Linked DNA regions of Homo sapiens: region 2 is linked to region 1. A link is a contact called in ENCODE Hi-C data. All regions are on one chromosome and are shown on one strand. The core of a region is the stretch at or near the end of the contact, and the rest is flanking DNA. Distances in the headings are between cores, read along the strand shown. Region 1 has its middle 34 kb from the start of ADGRD1. Region 2 overlaps LINC02370 (long intergenic non-protein coding RNA 2370).

The links. A loop is a pair of places that touch in the nucleus more often than their neighbours do.
Region 2: a map with no recorded cell type shows a loop between it and region 1 (2.8-fold over the local background). The contact joins two enhancer-like sites. A Hi-C loop is called at or near these places in 2 of 37 single-sample maps with no recorded cell type.

Annotation. Positions count from the first base shown.
Region 1 is chr12:130,916,706-130,923,411 of GRCh38, reverse strand. No RefSeq gene overlaps it. Among named protein-coding and RNA genes, the nearest start is that of ADGRD1, 34 kb to the left of the region's middle. Within about 2 kb of position 2,528, at least 7 of the 41 ENCODE cell types and tissues checked have a DNase peak (open chromatin) inside an H3K27ac peak, as active enhancers do.
Region 2 is chr12:131,362,030-131,369,437 of GRCh38, reverse strand. LINC02370 (long intergenic non-protein coding RNA 2370) reads right to left here. Exons shown (of 5, transcript NR_103736.1): 3 at 2,423-3,482; 4 at 2,099-2,314; 5 at 1,883-1,991. Among named protein-coding and RNA genes, the nearest start is that of LINC02370, 18 kb to the right of the region's middle. Within about 2 kb of position 3,882, at least 3 of the 41 ENCODE cell types and tissues checked have a DNase peak (open chromatin) inside an H3K27ac peak, as active enhancers do.

The sequences.
Region 1 (6,706 bases), core at 1,279-3,778:
TCCTAATACCATCACCTGGGGCACTAGGTTTCAACATACGAATTTGCAGGGAGAGCAGTAACAAACATTCGGACCATAGCAAAGATTATCGCGGGTGTTTAAGGCCAGAAGAGGCATCACGATTGTCCCCCATCTCACGCCCATTTTTAAATAATTGTTATTACAGCTGAATACTGTGGACCATGGCTGCCGGTCAAGGGATCTGCCTCAGACGCTTTTTCTAAGATCTATTAACCAGCAGGGAGTTTTGGAACTTTATAAGCGCTGCCCCATAATCTTGCTAATGATACAAAATGGTGTTCTGTGAACCTTAAAACATCTATTTTCAACTAGGAAAACAGAACTTTCAACTCAGAAGAAGACTTTTTCTTCTTTCAGCTTGCTTGATAATTTTGCATTCCCTAGTGGTGTTAAATGTTACTTAGATTTATAATAGAAAGCAATTACCAGACAAATTCACCATCTCCAGCTAATATGGTTTCCTTCAAAATGCAATGTTTCTGAAGAAACAGATAAAAGCCAGGCTTAAGTGATCACATTGTGTGAGGCAATTCCTTTTATATCTTTTTAAGAGTGATTACAGACAAATCTGCTTTGCCAAAAAAGCCAACGCCTAGTACACTTGTACTTTATTTTTTTGGCATCCCTAAGTCCCTTATTTTTTTGTAATTAGAGAAATATTTGGTGACCATAACTTCTCTCGCTTGGATGAGGTTATCCCCCTTCCCTTCTTCCTCCCTACCCGGCCCCTCCAAACTGTACAGCTTTTCCCAAAATTCTGTCTGTGGGAAATTCCAGCCTCTGGCCCCTGCAGCTTGCTTTCACTGCCTGTGGTTTATCTTGATCCAAATTGTAGCGTTTCATTCCAAACCCTCCCAGTGCAAAGTAGACTATATTTCAAGTCAAGGTTGCAGCCCAGCGACCCTTAAGGTTGGGTGGTGAATGGAACGTGTGAATCCTAGCTCTGTCACTGCCTAGCTGAAAAAAATCCCTCCACCGCCTGTTAATTGAGTTTTCTCATTCGTAAAGTGGAAAGAATAGTATTTACGCCAAAGGGTAAATTAGCACCCCTAAGGACTGAGTGAGCTTACATCTGCAAAGTTCCTATGCGTAGTAGCCATTCAACAAATATTAGCACCCATCCCTCTCTCCTCAAAGCTCAAGAAAGGACCATATTCTCAGGTTCCCCATCCCCACATATATTTAGCCCTAGGAGCAGATATCAATTACTTTTTTTATCTGTCCAGAAACCAAACATCCTCTCTTCCTGTAAAGGCTTATAGCAGAAGTGGTTGGCACCACCCAATGTCCTTCTGCTTCTATGTCTCTCCCATCATCCCTTATAATTATGTTAGCCTTGTAATGAGTTATGGGAATATGAGCAAAAGTAAAGCATATCATTCATCCCCTCCCCTGCTCTATCCAAGCCAGGGCATTTAAGATGCACTGGAGGTAACTCCCCTCCTTCTTTTCTGCTTGAAGGCAGAGGACTCTGAAATGGAGCCCCAGGTTGGAAGAGCCTGGATCCCTGAGTCACTGCATGGAAGGGAGTACACTCACTAGGAACACCTGCATTAGACTCTGACACAGAAAATGAACTTGTATCAGCTGAAGCCCCTGAAATGTTTGGAGGAATTTGCATGTGGATGGAGTAGGAGGGAACATTTACACCTACTGTGAAAGCTGAAGTGGGTAAAATCCTTCCTTTCCTGACTGATATGGTTTGGATCTGTGTCCCTGCCCAAATCTCACACTGATACGGTTTGGATCTGTGTCCCTGCCCAAATCTCACGTTGAATTGTAATCCCCAGTGTTGGAGGTGGGGCCTGGTGGGAGGTGATTGGATCGTGGGGGTGGCTTATCTTGAATAGTTTAGCACCATCTCCTCCGAGCAGTTTTCATGATAGAGTTCTCATGAGATCTGGTTGTTTAAAAGTATGTGGCATGGACCCCCTTCCTTCTGCTCCCACTTTGCCGTCCTCCATGAGTAAAAGCTCCCTGAGGCCTTCCCAGAAGCAGGTGCTGCCAGGCTCCCTGTAGAGCCTGCAGAGCTGTGAGCCAATTAAACCTCTCTTCTTTGTAAATTACCCTGTCTCAGGTATTTCTTTACAGCAGTGTGAGAACAGACCAATACACCAGCCTTGGCACAGCTGGGAGCAAGCCTGTGACTCAGGCTCTATGCAGATGGCCCTCTCCCCTGGCACTTTGAATCTCCAGCAGCAATGAACAGTCTGTACCTGCATCCTGGCCTCAGCTGTGATTCCTGCTGTCCAGCCTTCTGAAGTGCCCTTGGTTGGTTCCATTTTCCAAGATAGACCCTCTAGCTCCACAATGATGCTGTGAACCCCTGACGTCCTTTCAAAAATTCCCTTTTTGCCTAAGAAAGTCAGAGTGCTTGCAATCGAGAGCCCTGACTAATACACTTGATATCAGTGGAGAAAGAATGTTTACACATACTTCGTACATCCTCGGCCAAGCTGGCCACCCCGATCTCCCCTCCACTAGCTCTGATGCAATGGCTGAAGTGGCCACACCCTTGGCAAGATCTCCATGAACATGTCTTGTGAATTTACGACAATCCAACCAACCAGTCCTGGTCATTCGTTGGCCATAAAATGCACATTGGCAGAGAAGGATCCATGAAGCCAGTGCTGAATTCCAAGAGCAAGCTCAGATTTCTGAGCGTAAGTGATAAAACTTGATTCTGGGAGGAGAAAGGTCAGGATAATGCCTCCTCTGTCTGAGCACATGGACCTCCACTCTGAAGAGAGAAGAACAGGAGAGATGGCCAGAGTGAATGCTCAGGGGACAGAGTTTTGTTCCCTCCATTCAGCCCTGCTGTGGTCTCACCAATGCCTGGGCTCACCAGGCAGTTCACACAACTTCTGGATCTGTTAACTTTCCTCCTACGGTGGCGTCCCTAGATCGGAATGAAAATCTAATGCTGTGGCCGCTGCTGCAGCAAACAAACCCAAACACCGAATGGCTCACACGTGATGGATGTTTCTGTCTCATTCTCACAAGTCCAAAGGGTGCTTCCATGTAGCCAGCAACTGTGTCCTTCACGTGGTGACTCAGGGACCATGGTCCCTTCCATCCGTGGCTCTGTTTGTAATGTGTGGCCATTGAAGCTGCCTTGTTAGTCACCTCAAGCCAGTAGCAGAGAAAGGGAATGGCTGGCCGTGTGGCGGAAATATTTGCGGGTCACGACTGCAAGTGTCACGTACGGCTTCTATTCACATCCCATCGGCCACATCTAACTGTGAGGTGAGGCCAGGACATTCAACCACATGCCCAGAGAGTGAGGTCGTTTGCCCAGGAAGAGGAAATGTGTGGCAAGTGCTGACACTCGGCCACGCAAAGACTCAACTTGGAGGCTGAAAGTGCAGAAAACACCACAAGCAGCCATATTCCAACCCAAATGATCAGGGCAGGTGTGTATTGAAAGAAGGCAGTTCTCTAAATAGGTTTGTGTTTCTGATGACTGCCTGGTCTGCCCCTGGGAACTAAAGTCCAGGACAAGATGATAAAAGTGTGACCCCAATTAACTGCTCCAATTTCAACATGGGAGAATATGATTCCAACATGGAGAAATATGACTTCAACATGGGGGAATATGATTTCAACATGGAGAAATATGACTTCAACATGGAGGAATATGATTTCAACATAGGGAAATATGACTTCAACATGGGGGAATATGATTTCAACATGGGGAAATATGATTTCAACATGGGGAAATATGATTTCAACATGGGGAAATATGATTTAAACATAGGGAAATATGATTTCAACATGAGGGAATGTGATTTCAATGTGAGGAAATATGATTTAAACATGGGGAAGTATGATTTCATCATGGAATATGATTTCAGCATGAGGGAATATGATTTAAACATGGGGAAATATGATTTCAACATGAGGGAATATGATTTAAACATGGGGAAATATGACTTCAACCTGGGGGAATATGATTTCAACATGGGGAAATATGATTTCAACATGGAGAAATATGATTTAAACATAGGGAAATATGATTTCAACATGAGGGAATGTGATTTCAACGTGAGGAAATATGATTTAAACATGGGGAAGTATGATTTCATCATGGAATATGATTTCAGCATAAGGGAATATGATTTAAATATGGGGAAATATGATTTCAACATGGGGAAGTAGATTTCAACATGAGGGAATATGATTTCAACATGGAGAAATATAACTTCAACATGAGGAAATATTTAAACATGGGGAAATATGATTTAAACATGGGGGAATATGATTTCAACATGGGGGAATATGATTTCAACATGAGGGAATATGATTTCAAATAGAGAAATATGATTTTGACATGGAGGAACATGAGTTTTAGGTGCTAAGTATGAGCAACAGAGACGTTAGACCGGCAGACCCTTTGGAAATGGGCTGGCCCTCGATGCTCTGAGGTCATGGGGAAATCTTAGCCTCAACCAAAACAAACAAAAGAAAATAAAAGAAAACCACTCTTCTCGTGCCCTGGTTCAAACAGTTCCCTTTACAATTCTAAGCTGATGGCAGCATTGAGTAGCCGCACCTGACAGCTACTTTCTCCCCTTCTTCAAGGCCTGTTTGCCACCAGCTCCCTTCTCTGAGTGCAGAAAGCCTGTGAGGCTCACAGAGGCGAGGGCCGCCAGCCCGATGCCTGCAAGGTGGGGTGAAACCATAGGCACTCCATAAACTTGGCCACCTGGCCCCCAAACCACCTGCCACCCCTGGAGTCGACGGCTCCTCCTGCACCACCTCATAGCTAATGAAGGATGCAATCACGTTGGCCGTCTGGCAAATCTACATGTCTGCCAGGGCCCCGCCACAGGGCGCGGTGGGAATTAATACTGGGAGGTTGTGCCACGTTCCTGACGAGTGCAACGCGGGTCAGGGAGGGGTGACCTTTCCCTCTCCAGATGCCGTTCTCGCCTAGACACCAGCCACCCTGAAGGAACTGAAACAGGACCCCTGAAGTGAGCAGGCGCGTGTGGGCCGCTGTTAGCGCACAGCTTCTATCGAGACATCTAGAATATGTCTAGATGTCTAGAATATGTCTAGATGCAGAACTATCAATTCTAGAATTCCACGACGAAATCTTTCTCAAGGTTCAGACTCCGAGCCTCAGCGTTCTGCTCTGCTGCCCCCCTCGTGGAGATGGGTGTCTACTGAGCTCGCGGAGCAGGTGGGTGTCACCTGCGCTAACAGGTACTTAGTAAGGGGGTCCGTTCGTCAAATGGAAACACGCCACCCTTATCGTGAAAAGGGGAGCCGTCAGTCCCCACTTTCCCCTGATATCCACTATCTTTACCATCATCTAATGACGGAGGATGACCCGGTGTCCTAGCGGGATTACCAGGATCCCACCAACGCTAGCCTCACCTCCAGATACTCCACGCTCACCCAGCGTGTGCCCACCATGTTCCAACCACACAGACCAGCCGGGTCCTCCAAAAGCCCGCATCCCTCCTGCCTCAGAGGCTTTGCACACACGCCCCCTTTCCCTGGAATATGATCCACCCCACCCCACCTGTGGCTCTCTTGGCCAATGAACCCCGGTTCTTCCTTGAACCTCAGCACTTCCCCGACTTCTGAAGCTCACAGCCCCCGTTAGACACGTTCACAGCTGCCCGCTGCGCTTCCTCGCTGACAGCATTTAAAAGTTAGGAATTACCAGTCTCTGTGCTTGTCTCCCAAACTAAAATAATAAGCCTCAACAGGAGAGGTACCAAGCTGAGTCTGACTCACCCTTTGTCTCCAGCCGCTAGTGCAAGTCAGGCCTCCCGCACAGGGCTGCCCAATTTTCTTGAGTGAAGAGATGAGATGAATCCTGCAGGTGGTAAACAGGGTGGAGGTAGGCTACTGCCTTCTGTGGAAGTGCCTTCCTCGAGCTACGTACTGCACAGCACCCTAATACCGACGCGTGGTTCAAGAACCACTAGCCTCAGTGTCGGCCGGGAGCCGGTTAGAAAAACACAGAGTGCCAGGGCACCCCAAATTTCTCATGAAAGTTTGAGAGGTGCTGCACAGTGAAACTGAGGAAAGCATGCATGGACGAACAAAAACCTGTGGCTTTTGTCTCAGAGTCCCTTTGCTAAAATCTTGCCGATTGCCTCTTTCCAAGCATCAAGACCTGATATCCTCTGAAATCTCAGAAATCTCTAAAGCGATGATATTTGACAGACTTATGTGGCCTTACGAACCACCTGGATACCTCAAAGGACTTTTCCAGCTTAAATTGATTTATCTGATGCCCCCACAATTGACAGAGCTACTGCAGCTGGCGTCACGACGTTAAGAGCTGCCACAAAGTCTCCCTGTTTTCTTGAGTGTTTACGTTATACCTTCAATGATTGACCTTCCAGAGACACGATTTCACTGAGGCTTAGAACATTGAATTATTTCAAGACACAGCTCCACACACACGTATTAGTTCCCCTAAAAACCTGGATATTAGGTGCATCTGAACTACCCTAGGTATTCAGTGGCACAGCGTCTGCCTCGGCTTAAAATATGACTTCCCAATAACGTTGTTATTTCTACGATTCCTTTGCTGGCTGTGCATGCAGATATCTGCGGTTTCATGTGCCTCTTTGCAAAGGCAATCAGCCCAAGCAGCCGAGCGTAAACGCATTTCTAGTCGTCTGTGCTGCTCAGGGCGTCTCAGAAGACACACCAGTCTTTC
Region 2 (7,408 bases), core at 2,633-5,132, 440 kb before region 1:
GGACACTCCCAGGACAGTGCTCGGAGGGCAGGAGCTGGGGATCCGGTGAGGTGGATTCCAGGCTGAAGGAAGGAGTCCTGAAGGGGATCAGGTGAGGAGAGGAGGAGACCATGAATGGAGAGCAAGTGTCTGCGGAGGACCTGGGGTCACCGGATGGCACTCACGGTGCTGGGACTCTGGAGCCTGGCAGGGCTGCCTCTGGGGTCTGGGGGAGCCTGACCCTTCCCACGATCTGGGCCATCCATGGGGAGGACAAGAACAGTGGCCTGCTGCTCACCTGGAGATCCTGGATTGAGGAGGGGGCTGTCAGCTCATGGACACCTCCCTGCTTCTCACGCTGGCTCCACTGAGCCCCCAGATCCTTCCTGCCCTGCCGTGGGACCTGCAGGCATCTTTCCTGGCCAGAAGACCCTCAGCAGTGAGTCCACTCCCCAGAGCAAATGTCCAGGTCCACCCTGTGTGGTGGCCGCTGGCCTCCCTGCCCCCTGAGCAGCCAGGTGGGTGTTCCGAGTCCAGAGCCTCCTCCATGCCCCTTCCTCTGTTCCCATCTGTCACCACCTGGGCCAGGGCCTTAGTGAGGGACCCTGCAGGCAGGCATGCCCTCAGGACACGCACCAGGAGTGAGGGTGGGTCCAGCTGCCATCAGTTGCGCCCCAGGGCTCCTGGCTGTGGTGAGGGTCTGGTCTAGCCACTACCAGCTCCCAGAGTGCCTGCTCTGACCCTGGCTGAGTTCAGGAAGGGGCCTCTTCCAGGTCCTCCCCTAGAAGGGGTGGGCACCTTCCCATTTCAACAGTCCTGAGAGGGCACCTTTTCCTTCTTTGCACACTTGCTGGTGGCAGCCCAGGCCCTGTGTGCCCGACAGGCCATGCTGTCACTCCAGGGCCTGTCCCCTCTGTGTCCAGTCAGTGGCTGTGTCTTGCTGTCCATGCTGCACACAGGACCCCAGGCTTTTGCTGCTCTGTGACTCTCCAGCCTCACCCCCAGCCCCAACCTCAAAGGCCTCATGCTTGGGGACCTTGAGGACTCAGCCTCCAGTGCTCTCTGGATCCTCTGCCTGACCGGGAGTCACCTCTGCCACAGGGACGCATCCCCCAGACCAGTCTCTCCCTGGTGGTCTGGCCTCCTCCCCCAGAAAGCAGGCCAGACCCATGGTTTGAGATAGGACACTTTCCAAAATTAAATTCCTCTGCCAGAGGCGTCTCGCTCAGACAGTGAGCTCTCATAATTGCTCGTTTTGGGATCCGATCAGATATTTCCTTGACAAGAGCCTGCGGATATAATGTTAATAGAAAAAAATTGTATTTGGCATTTTTGTGCTCTTCCCTGCCAAAGGCTCTGAGCCTCGGCGCTTATTGGTTTTCTGCGGCAGATTCATTTTGCATTTCCTCCTTATTACTGGGCTTAGTGGGACCAGAGCTGTTTGAGGAGGGAGAGATTATCATTTTCCACCTCCGCGCTGTACAGTTCATCAACAGCGTGCAAATGACAGAGGCTGGGTGGGGAGTGGCGGACTCGGAAGCAGAGGGCAGGCCGGAGACCAAGTGAGGGAGACCAGTGGCCATGAGAGCCAGCATGGACAGGAGCTGTGGGTCACATCTCTATGGTCCCAGCCTATTACCCCAAAGTCCAGAGTTGCCAAAACTTCCATTTGTTCAAGAGCATCCTGGCCCCGCATTCCCAGATGAGGCCCCTGATGTCTGCAGGTGGGCCTGGGTGGGACCCGCTGCCCTGCAGGCCCCATCCGGCTCCCCCGACCCCACTCCACCCGCCCTAAGATGACTGGGGCCCTCTGTCCATCCAGGCTCCCTTCCCTCCCTATTTTGAGTTGGGCTCCACTAATGGAGTCTCCCCTGGGGCACAGAGCAGGCTGGAGAGACAGGCTGAGGTCGCGGCATTTATTCCTCGTGCCCTCCCTGCATGGGGCTGTGCTGCTGGCAAGAGCTGGGACCCCCAGTCTCCAGGCCCAGCTTCTGTGGAGTGCCCCGCATGGCCTCACGGGGACCCTCATCTCCAGACCCAGCTTCTGTGGAGTGCCCCGCATGGCCTCACGGGGACCCCCAGTCTCCAGACCCAGCTTCTGTAGAGTGCCCCGCATGGCCTCACGGGGACCCCCAGTCTCCAGGCCCAGCTTCTGTGGAGTGCCCCGCATGGCCTCACGGGGACCCCCAGTCTCCAGACCCAGCTTCTGTGGAGTGCCCCGCATGGCCTCACGGGGACCCCCAGTCTCCAGGCCCAGCTTCTGTGGAGTGCCCCGCATGGCCTCACGGGGACCCCCAGTCTCCAGGCCCAGCTTCTGTGGAGTGCCCCGCATGGCCTCACGGGGACCCCCAGTCTCCAGGCCCAGCTTCTGTAGAGTGCCCCGCATGGCCTCACGGGGACCCCCAGTCTCCAGACCCAGCTTCTGTAGAGTGCCCCATATGGCCTCACGGGGACCCCCAGTCTCCAGACCCAGCTTCTGTAGAGTGCCCCGCATGGCCTCACGGGGACCCCCAGTCTCCAGGCCCAGCTTCTGTAGAGTGCCCCATATGGCCTCACGGGGACCCCCAGTCTCCAGACCCAGCTTCTGTGGAGTGCCCCGCATGGCCTCCCTGGGACCCAGCAGCATGGCTCCTGCCCTGCTCCTCAGGCCACAGGTGGCGACAACATCCACTGTGGCACCCCCCCTCGAGTTCCACGCCATCCTTGCTCACCCTGCCTGCGCCTCTGCAAGGCACCCTTCTGTGAACGGTTGAGTGAACTCTGGTTCCTGCCAGGGCCCCGGCTGATGGAGCCTTGAATGAAAACAAAGAGACCACAATCCTCTGAACCCTCCTCAGCCCGATGAGAAAGCAGCCTCCCACTCAATTCACTCAAACAAACAGGCTCTGTGCCTGGGCTGACCCTGCTTTTGAACCCAGCCCAAGGTCAGACAGTTCCCCGTTCCCCATTCATCATGGCTGGGAGGTGGCATGACAGCTGTGGCCTGTCCTGGGGCTGGCAGGGTTCAGCAGGGGCTGAAGGGTCACAAATGGTGAGGACTGGGGTACTGGGAGTAGGGACCCTGGGAGAGGCTGGTCCTGGGAACCATGTCAAGGAGCCTGGCGGTCATCAGGGAGCACGTGAGGGAGAAGAGGAGGTGCTTTCTCCAGAGGAGGGAAGCTTGGTGCAGGCAGCTGCTCCATTCCCTTGGAGCTTGGGCTGGGCTGTGACCCTCGGGGTGGGGAAGAAGCAGCCACCTGGGGAGACTCCAGCTCAGGGCAGGGGCATCCCCCCAGCCAGCCACTGCCTGTGGGCCTCGTTCATAGGGGACGTCACGGTGCAGCCAGCACATGCACTGGGCAGCTCTTCTCTGGGGGCCAGGAGAGCCCAGGTTGGATGTCATGGTCCCAGACACCTGCTCAGCCGAGAGGGACACCTGCCATCCAGAAGGAGGCGGTGGGGTTCTCTTCCTGGACACGGAACCTACACGTGACTTCGCTGGTTGTAAAAGTGACACAAGCCTCCTGTGAAAGAAAAGCAAGAAAGTAAGCAGCGCGAAGGCATTTCCATGAAGTGGGAGGCGTGTGCAGGTCAGCGTGCCCCTCCACGGCCCACGCTTCAGGCATTCTGTTCATGTTTTTACAGCTTTAACATTTTCTGCATAGTGATGTCATACATGTATTTTGAAACAAAATGGGTCCTAATATACAAAAGGTCCTTTTTTAAAATTACTCAACATTGTGGCGTGCACATTTTCGCAGTGACTGTGGACCTACTGTGTGGGTCTCCACCCCTGGCCCTGGTCTGTTGTCACTGCTCCTCCAGCATAAACCAAAAAACAATAAGTCCCTGATCGGGGAGTGGGGGAGAGGTGGAGGCAGGGACAGCTCCCACAGGGATGCGAGGGTAGGGGAAGGGCACAGAGGGAGTGACTCAGGGCTGGTGATCTTAGTGGGAGCAGCTAAGCCCTACATGCTTCGGGAGCTTGGCTCTAGTCACAGGTCCTGTGAGCCTGTCCTTGTAGGCATTTCTTCGTGGAGCAAACATCTCCAAATGTGAAAGCCTTTCGGCACATTTCACCAAACTGCCCCCAGAAGCTTCGAACAGGGGACACTTACCAGCCCCCAGAGGGTCCTGAGAATCCATCCCCCAGACCCTCATTGGCATCAGCTATTGCAGTGAGTTTCAGTCTTTTCTCACCCGATGAACTTGAAGTATTTTCGTTTCGTTTGCATGTCTTGGATAATTAGTGATGTTGCTTCCATTGCGGCTCCATTGTTTTTGTGTGTCTTCTTTCTTGAACTTTTTATTCATGCCAATCCTTTGTATACAGATATCTTTTTTCATATTGATTTGAATATGCTCTTTACATATTAAGGATACAAACTTGTTGTTTGTCATGTTGTCTTCAAATGCTTTCCTCCAGTTCACTTGCCTTACAAAGTCATGATGACACACTCTGCATTCAGAGACTTTAAAATCTGTGCAATTCCATAACCTATCCTTTGCTTATTGTCTATGGACATTTAAGTTCTTTCTTATCTTCAAGATTTTAGATTATTTTTCTACATTTTCCTCAAAGTCAAACAAAATTTACAACAAATTAAAACAATAACTTAAAATTATTTTAAGTGGCAGAAAAATGAATACATTCTAGTAGAAATTTCAAAGAATTTGACAAAGCCCACGTGTTTGAAGACCTGCCATTTGCCGGACACTGTGATCAAAGCTGGGAATATAATGAAAAATTCTGCTTCCTTAGAGCTCATAGCTAGGAGGCATCCACAAATTATCACATGGATCAGTATAAAACTAGCCCTGGGAACAGAAATTCCTGCGGAGAACAGTGGAGAATCTCCCCCTGAGAATTCTCAAATTTTCACAGAGATTAATGTAAATGACCACTGAGATAAATGTTGTGAAGATGAAGTGTGTGAGCAGCGGTGGCCTGTGCAGGAGGGCTGCCCACGGCACTCCCTGTTTAAGCGTCCCCGAGGGAGTGATATTGAGCTGTGATTTTACACGAGTGGAGGTTCACTCATTTAAATGAGTGATTTTAAATAAGTGGAAGCACTGAGATCATGAGGAGGGAGAGGTTATGAGGAGGAGGGGAGGAGAGTTCACATGCCAGCTCAAGGACACCCCCAGCTCACGGACACCTCCCAGCTTGAGGACACCTCCCAGCTCACAGACACCTCCCAGCTCGAGGACACCTCCCAGCTCAAGGACACCCCCCAGCTCACGGACACCTCCCAGCTCACAGACACCTCCCAGCTTGAGGACACCTCCCAGCTCGAGGACACCTCCCAGCGCGAGGACACCTCCCAGCTCACGGACACCTCCCAGCTTGAGGACACCTCCCAGCTTGAGGACACCTCCCAGCTCACGGACACCTCCCAGCTTGAGGACACCTCCCAGCTCACTCCGCTCTGCCCCCTCCTGCTCTGCTACCTCCTAGTCCCATCGTCTGGAGGTAGCTACAGTCGGAATATGGTGTGTATCCTTCTAAAACATCTCATGTGTACCTTTAAACATAAATTTATAATGTTAATAATGGAAAAATAGAGTGTTTGTGTATATTTATGTTTGTTTTCTGCTTATGAAAAATTTCAAAAACATACACAAAGGTAGAGGATACATAAAACTCTCACATACCCGTCGCCCGACATCAACAACCACAAACATGTTACCTCCCCCAGAGTCACAGTCCCACAGGTAACAAGTGACTCTAAATGGGACAGGGGAGAGGTGGATGCAGGGATGGCTCCCACAGGCGTGGGCGGGTGGAGGAAGTCTGCAGGGCCAGTGCCGCACTTCAGGGCTGGGATCTTAGCAGGGTCTCAGCGGTGCAGCTAAGACCACTGCATCTGCATGGGCAGGGAGGGTGGTTACTCACCCAGTGGGGCAGCAGCTGGCTCTGCATGAGGGGCTGCCAGACAAGAACTGCAGCCCAGCGAGCGGGGGTAGAGGAGCAGGTGCTCTGAGCACAGCCTCTCGCCTCTGGTTGAGCCAAAGGTCTCCAGAGGACACAGAGTCCCTTTACTACTGGATATTAGGGTCAGCCTCCAGGCACAGGACTGGATAGAGAGCACTGAGAGAGATGTACGTGAAGTGAAAGAGAGGCTTGCAGCACGGTTGAGTGCTTTAAAGCAAATTGCACACCCCATGTCCTCACATTCCTAAATCCTTCAATACGCATCCGAATAAGGAATCTCTTCTTGCATGACTACCGTTCTACACTCACGCTTTGCAAAACAAACAACTCCTTCATTTAATCAAACATTGCAGTGGGCTCAGGGTTTGTGTCCCCACAAAATGCATATGACGAAACCTAATCACCAACATAATGGATTAGGAGGGGAGGCCTTCGGGAGGTGATTAGGTCCTGAGGATGGAGCCCTCATGAATGGATTAGTGCCCTTATAAACGGGCTCCAGAGAGCTGCCTCGCCCCTTGCACCATGTGAGGATGCAACAAGAAGACCGCCATCTATGAACCAAGAAGTGGGCCTTGCCAGATGCTGAATCTGCAGGAGGCTTGATTTTGGACTCACCAGACTGTGAGAAATAAATGTCTGTTGTTTATAAGCCACGCTGTCTAAGGCATTTTGTTACAGCAGCCTGAACTGACTAAGACAAACACTTAGTCTATACTCAAATTCCCTTTGCCAGAGACGTTTGAACCAGAGTGACTCCATCTTGAACAAGGACTGAGTAAAATGAGGCCAAGACCCTCTGGGCCGCATTTCCAGGAAGCTAGGCACTCTTAGTCACAGGATGAGACAGGAGGTGGACAGAGCTGGTATCACAAGATACAGGTCAAAAAGGCCCTGCTGATAAAACAGGATGTGGTAAAGAAGCCAGCCCAAATTCACCAAATCCAAGACGGCAATGAAAGTGACCTCTGGTGGTCCTCACTGCTCGTTAAATGCTAATTATAATACAGCAGGTGCTAAAAGTCATTCCTACCAGCATCATGGCAGTTTACAAATGCAACGCTACCCTATATGGTCTAAAAGGGGGAGAAACCCTCAGTTCTGGGAAATCCCCATCCCTTTCCCAAAAAACTCATGAATAATCCATCCCTTGTTTAGCATATAATCAAGAAATAACCACAAAAGTAGCCAACTAGCAGCCCTTGGTGCTGCTCGGTCTATGGAGTAGCCATTCTTTTGTTTCTTTACTTCTCTCATAAACTTGCTTTCATTTTACTCTATGAACTTGCCTGGAATTCTTTCTTGTGTGAGGTCCAAGAACCCTCTCTTGGGGTCTGGATCAGGACCCCTTTCCGATAACATCTTGATTAGCGAGAAAACTGAATTTTAGTAGCTGATTTATTTTAATCCAGATCCAAGCAAAGTCTATATGTCATGTCAGAAAACTCTATCTGTTAAGTCTCTTTAAATCTAGAGTTGTCTCTTCTGCCTCCACCTCCCGCTCCATTTCACAGA